Linked DNA regions of Homo sapiens: region 2 is linked to region 1. Evidence: chromatin contacts called from ENCODE Hi-C or POLR2A ChIA-PET data. All regions are on one chromosome and are shown on one strand. The core of a region is the stretch at or near the end of the contact, and the rest is flanking DNA. Distances in the headings are between cores, read along the strand shown.

Evidence for each region. A loop is a pair of places that touch in the nucleus more often than their neighbours do. ChIA-PET counts read pairs that join two places held with the same protein, here RNA polymerase II (POLR2A). Pooled maps may share reads with other maps.
Region 2: a loop to region 1 is called in a map of CD8-positive, alpha-beta T cell, with 6 times the contacts of the local background. The contact joins the promoter of ARPC5 here to the promoter of MR1 in region 1. A Hi-C loop is called at or near these places in 4 of 168 maps with a recorded cell type or tissue (CD8-positive, alpha-beta T cell and naive thymus-derived CD4-positive, alpha-beta T cell) and 10 of 50 pooled maps. POLR2A ChIA-PET finds 5 or more read pairs at or near these places in 2 of 52 experiments (activated naive CD4-positive, alpha-beta T cell and endothelial cell of umbilical vein).

Annotation. Positions count from the first base shown.
Region 1 is chr1:181,032,638-181,035,403 of GRCh38, reverse strand. It overlaps MR1 (major histocompatibility complex, class I-related), which reads right to left and starts at 1,421. Exons shown (of 6, transcript NM_001385161.1): 1 at 1,330-1,421. The coding sequence starts at 1,396. RefSeq lists enhancers at 1,512-1,621, 1,752-1,851, 2,052-2,241.
Region 2 is chr1:183,634,395-183,637,160 of GRCh38, reverse strand. It overlaps ARPC5 (actin related protein 2/3 complex subunit 5), which reads left to right and starts at 1,378. Exons shown (of 4, transcript NM_005717.4): 1 at 1,378-1,644. The coding sequence starts at 1,502. It also overlaps a transcript of RGL1 not described here. RefSeq lists silencers at 1,095-1,254, 1,735-1,784, 1,865-1,924, 1,876-2,094 and enhancers at 1,405-1,684, 1,682-2,182.

The sequences.
Region 1 (2,766 bases), core at 172-2,671:
AAGTGCCTGGCACATAGTAGGCCATCAATCAATATTTGAACAATTAATATATGGATTTTTTTTTTTTGAGATGGAGTCTCACTCTGTCACCCAGGCTAGAGTGCAGTGGCATGATCTCGGCTCACTGCAACCTCCGCCTCCTGGGTTCAAGTGATTCTCCTGCCTCAGTCTCCCGAGTAGCTGGGATCACAGGTGCGCACTGTGCACAGCTAATTTTTTGTATTTTTAGTAGAGATGGGTGTGCCGAGCTAATTTTTTGTATTTTTAGTGAGATGGGGTTTCACTATGATGGCCAAGCTGGTTTCAAACTCCTGACCTCAAGCGATCCGTCTGCCTCGGCCTCTCAACGTGCTAGGATTACAGGTGTGAGCCACCACTCCCAGCCATATGATTTAAAATTTTTTTATTTGTATAAATTTATGATGTACACATGCAATTTTGTTATAGCATAGATTGTGTAGTGGTCAAGTTGGGGCTTTAAGGTATCCATCACCCAAGTAACACACATTGTACCCATTAAGTAATTTCTAATCATCCACCCCCCTCGCCCTTCCAAATCTCCATGGTCAGTCATTCCACTCTCTATGTGCATGGGTGATTTGAAAGAACTCCTTCCTCTCATGTTCATCAGTCACACCTATGGTGGTGGCCAAGTCTAAGTTCTGGACACTGCCCACCAGTACCAGTCCTCAGCCCAGGGAGCAAGTGATTAGGGCAGAGAAGCCTGGTGGTTCTAGCCCATGGGCCCTTTCCCCTATTTGAGGCAACAGAAGGCATTTGCTTCCCCAGTGACTTGAGCTCCCCGAATAATGAAAAACTCTCCCTTCTACTTGATTAATACTTCTCACAGTCAGTAAACAAACCCAGAGCCATGGTTTTATCTTTCTTGGATCTTTTATTACAGGTAGGGCTTGTGTTGAGGAAAAACATAAATAAACCTGAACAATGGATCTACTCCACTGTTAATGCCCCTGAAACTCTGACTACATCCTCATGAGACTCTGGAAGTTAGAAAAGAGGAGAAACAAAAGTAAAAGAAAAAATATGAGCAGAAAAGAAAGGAGGCCATGCTCAGAGGGAAAGTGAGGAAGTTCCAGAGTCTTTCTAGAACGGCTCCCCCTCCCTCAGAAGGTGGTGACATCAAAATCCTACAAATATGAACTGGGAAACTGTTCAGGCAATCCATTGCTCCTGGAGTCTGAGTGTAATACATACACGTTTCTGCCCCTGGCTTCTATATTTTTCACCACAAGTTTTAGGAAGAAAAGCTGTGCCTTCTAGGCTGCCTCGACTTTGGAGTTAGGAGAGAAGAGGACGTGGGATACTCACGGGAATCGCTGTGCTTCACCATTAACACAATGATGAGAGGTAACAGGAACGCCATCAGTTCCCCCATAGTCCTTCTCTTTCCGGGTTCTTTTAACCAAAAACTGACAGGTCCCTTCTGAGAACCTCTTGGTGACACACAAGGCCTTCTCCCAATAAGAACAGGGGAAGATATGCAGTGTCATCAGTTGCTAGGTTAAAAAAAAAAGATAAAATGAAAGCATGAACACCTTCTTCGGTAACTTTTAAGTCTTTGCTGGTTTCAGACACTGCTTGCTCCTTTTGGTGTATCTATCTTCACCCTATTCCCAATTTTTAAATATTTATGGAGCATAGTCATGTTCAAAGCACAGAGAAACAAAGATTAATCATATCTGGTCAATCAGGGAGCTCAAGCTGCTGCCTCTGCTTCCCTGGAGCTTAGAATTTTGCTTAAGGGTCAGTAAGAAAGAGTCACAGTTCCCACGGCTTGGAACTCCCTGCTCTGGCTCCCTATGATGCTGAAGTCTCTGTCTGAGATAGCAGGTGTCACTTAGATTGTCCCGTAATCTTCAACTTAGGTCTGTCCTCCCTGCTACTCTAGCACCCAGCACAATAAGCTCAAAACACTTACTGAATAAAAGAAGGCAAGAGAAAGGCCTACAGAAGATTCTGAGGGGCAGCCACTCAGCTTGCTCAATCAGCAATCCCCAAGATCAAGCTGTGGCTACACTGTCATAAGGAGCACATGACAAGCTGGAAAACAGCAGCTTAAGCTTGTCCAGGGAGCTAGGGAACAGGCCCAGACAGGAAAGAGGAAGTAGACATGAAGGGGAGAGGTGAATGGAGGCATGGCCATGAGGCAGGCAGGCTTGAGCTGGGTTCAGGGACCTGGGTTTGCCTCCCCACTATTTGACCATGGGCAGAATCCCAAATTGCACCAAGGCCTGATTTCTTCAACTTTAAAAGCAAATCCTGTCATATATTTCACAGAGTTGTTGAAGGATCAGAAGTTCTGTTTATGATGCATTTAGTAGGTAGTAGAACCTTATGTACCGGTTGTATGGTAGGTTGAGAATTGTCGCCCCAAAGATGTCCACAACCTAATTGCCAGAACCTGTGGATATATTACCTTAAATGGCAAAAACAAAATAAAACAAAACAAAACCCTTGGCAGATATGATTAAATTAAGGATCTTGAGACAGAGAGCTATCCTGGATTATCTGGTGGACCCAGTGTAATCAGAGGGGCCTTATTAGAGGGAGGCAAAAGGGTCAGAGTCAAGGAGATGTGACAATGGAAGCAAAGGTCAGAGTGATGATGCCATTGCTGAAAGAAGGACATGAGCCAAGGAACGCAGATGGCCTCTAGAACTAGAAAAGAGAAGGAACAGATTCTCCTTAGAGCCTCCAGAAGGAACACAACACTTTGATTTCAGCTGATAGGACACATTTTTGGAC
Region 2 (2,766 bases), core at 129-2,628, 2.6 Mb before region 1:
CTAAGAACAATCTTGTAAAGTGCACATTATTAGCTCCATTTCAGTGATGAGGAATCTGAGACAGAATTTTAAGTGACATGTCTCGTTCAAACATTATGAGTGGAAGAGTCAACACTTAAGCCTGAGTTTTCTGATTCTAAGCCTAGTGCTCTTTTCAACACAGCACTGGAAACCAAAGATTGTGGTACACAACAGGGCAACAGCCAGTCTTCTGCTCGAGGTCCAACTAAACTGGACCCATACCGAGCAGTGTCCAGCCAAATGTCCAAATTAATTTTATCCTGCAAATATTTGTTCTTCAGTGTAATACACACAGCACAACTACCATTTCCTTCGTCTTAGTGCCTTTATCTCCTACATTCCAGAAATGGGGATGTCAAATATTTTTTTAAATCTGGCCTAGATGGAATCATATAAATCTCAAATCATAATATAAATCTTAAAGGTCTGGTTTCCACCAATCCTTCCACATTTTGTTTTCCCCCAGCACTAGAGAGCCTAACCTACCCTCACCCCTTTCGAGCATTCTTGCTCCAAACGACCACCTATTTTAAGATGTCAATGACCCTTTCCCAAATTCTACAAATTCACCCCAGTTTTGCCACCCGACCCCAGCGCCTGCCCGGACACGTTCCCCTCCCTCCCAATAGATTTGATACCGAGTTCAGGTTCTGCAGATCCCGTTGCGATGCTGTCACACAGCACTGACAGATAAGATTTGACCTTTCGACTCCGTCCTTGGGGACTTCCCGCTGGCCAAGAAGGGTAGTTCCAATCCCAGGAAACGGGCTTCCTGCTCAGGAACGCAGCCTCTAGCAGCGCACAGTCTGAGGCAATGTCTCCGGCAATTAGAACGATGCTGGGCGCCCGGGTGTGCATCACTCTGCCTCATACTCCTACCAACTGCAGGGCACTCGGTCCGGCAGCCAGTCCATCCCACCCACAGCCAAGTCCCAGCCAGCCGGACCTTACGCAGGACCCCGATGATAGGTCGTTGACGGCTGCAGCAAAAGCCAAGGCCACCTGCCGCTGCTGCCCATCCCCGCCAATCTGAGACCCCCTAGACTGGACCGCAGAAAAGCGTTTCTATGGGAACCCCCCCACCGAGAATCACGTGACGCAATCGGACGACCAATCGCTTCTTACCTCTGCCCGCGGTCCAGCTTTTGGCCCTCCCTCTCGCCCCCGCCTCCTTCGCCCAGCCCCGCCCCTTGCCTGCGGAGAGCCCGCGCCTGCGCGCTGTGTCCTGCGCGCTCCTTCCCTCGCGCGCGCTCTCCGTGGAAGAGCAGGGGCAGCGTGGGAGGCGCCAAGGGAGCGCGAACCTGAGGAGGAAGAAACGGGGCTAGCGCGCAGGCCCAGAACGGTCCGAGCCGCGGCAGTCGGCGACGCCTCAGAGCGGAAGAGGGAAGTGAATCAGGCGCCGGGTAGTGGGTTGCTGGGCTGGGCTTGCTGAGGTAGAGGCAGCGCCAAGAAGAGGCCTTTGCCGCTGGTCGGGATTGGGATGTCGAAGAACACAGTGTCGTCGGCCCGCTTCCGGAAGGTGGACGTGGATGAATATGACGAGAACAAGTTCGTGGACGAAGAAGATGGGGGCGACGGCCAGGCCGGGCCCGACGAGGGCGAGGTGGACTCCTGCCTGCGGCAATATCCTTGCATTCACCGCCCTCCCCACCCCAGCCCAGCCCAGCCCGCCCTTCTCCTGGGACCCGGGAGCCTGCAGGATCCGCGGGGCACCGGCGCGGAGCTGCCCTCTCAACCTGCGGCTTAACCTGTCTCTTTGGGATCGCCCGCTCTGAGAGGGCAAGGGGGAAGCCCCCGTTTCCTACCCAGTCGGCAGGAGACGCGAGGGTCCCACTCTTGGAAGCCTGCCCTCCCCCGCGCGCCTTCCACGCCCCCAGATTCCTCAGGTTGCACCCGAGTGCCTGCCTGCCTCGGGAACTGGTCCCGCCGGCCGCGCCCTCGCGGCGCTGGGGAAGGCGGCCCCGGCTGGTGGGGAAGGCTGGTGCCGAGCGCCTTAGTTTTTCTTCCTAGAACTCTGATTTCCTGGGGTCACATTAGCTCCAGAAATTTCTGATTGTGGGGAACCTGCATCTTTCCTTAGTGGTTTTGTTTTTTGTTGTGTTTTTGTTATTGGTAGCGTTAAGGTAGTTTATTCCTTACCGGGGGGCGGGGGGAGATGGGACTGTTCGAAAATTGAGGGTCCCTGTGCTTTCAGCCCATTGGCCTTTTTAAAAAAAAAAAAAAAAGAAGAAGAAGAAGGGGATTTGGCAAAATATACATTGTACAGAATTTGTTAACTGGGGGAGGGGAATGAATACAAAAAATACAAAACTCCTAGAAGGAAGCTTGGAGCCTTTTACCTGCTAAGAAAAGGACAATAGAAAAAACAACGGGGAATGCGTGTGGAGAATCCTTGGAAATATTTAAAATAAACCCCAATGAATAAGATAGAAGATGAGTCATTCGTATAAAGCAGAATCATTTTTGTAATCCTAAAATTGTTTCCATTTTAGTTAAAATATGGCAGTCAGTTCCCGGTTTCTGTTTTTGCATATTTGAATATTCATAACTTTGGCTTCGCATTTGCATTACATCTTTTTTAGAAAAATGTAAATGTTGCAAAAAAACCGAAGCTGTAGTTTTAGAAAATCTCAGACACTGAATTTGTATGCATTTCTAATTCTTGGGTGTATTCATAAGGAAGACTCTCAACAATGTCCTGTTATAGTGGGGAAATATGAGAGTGAAAATATTTAATGGCAACAA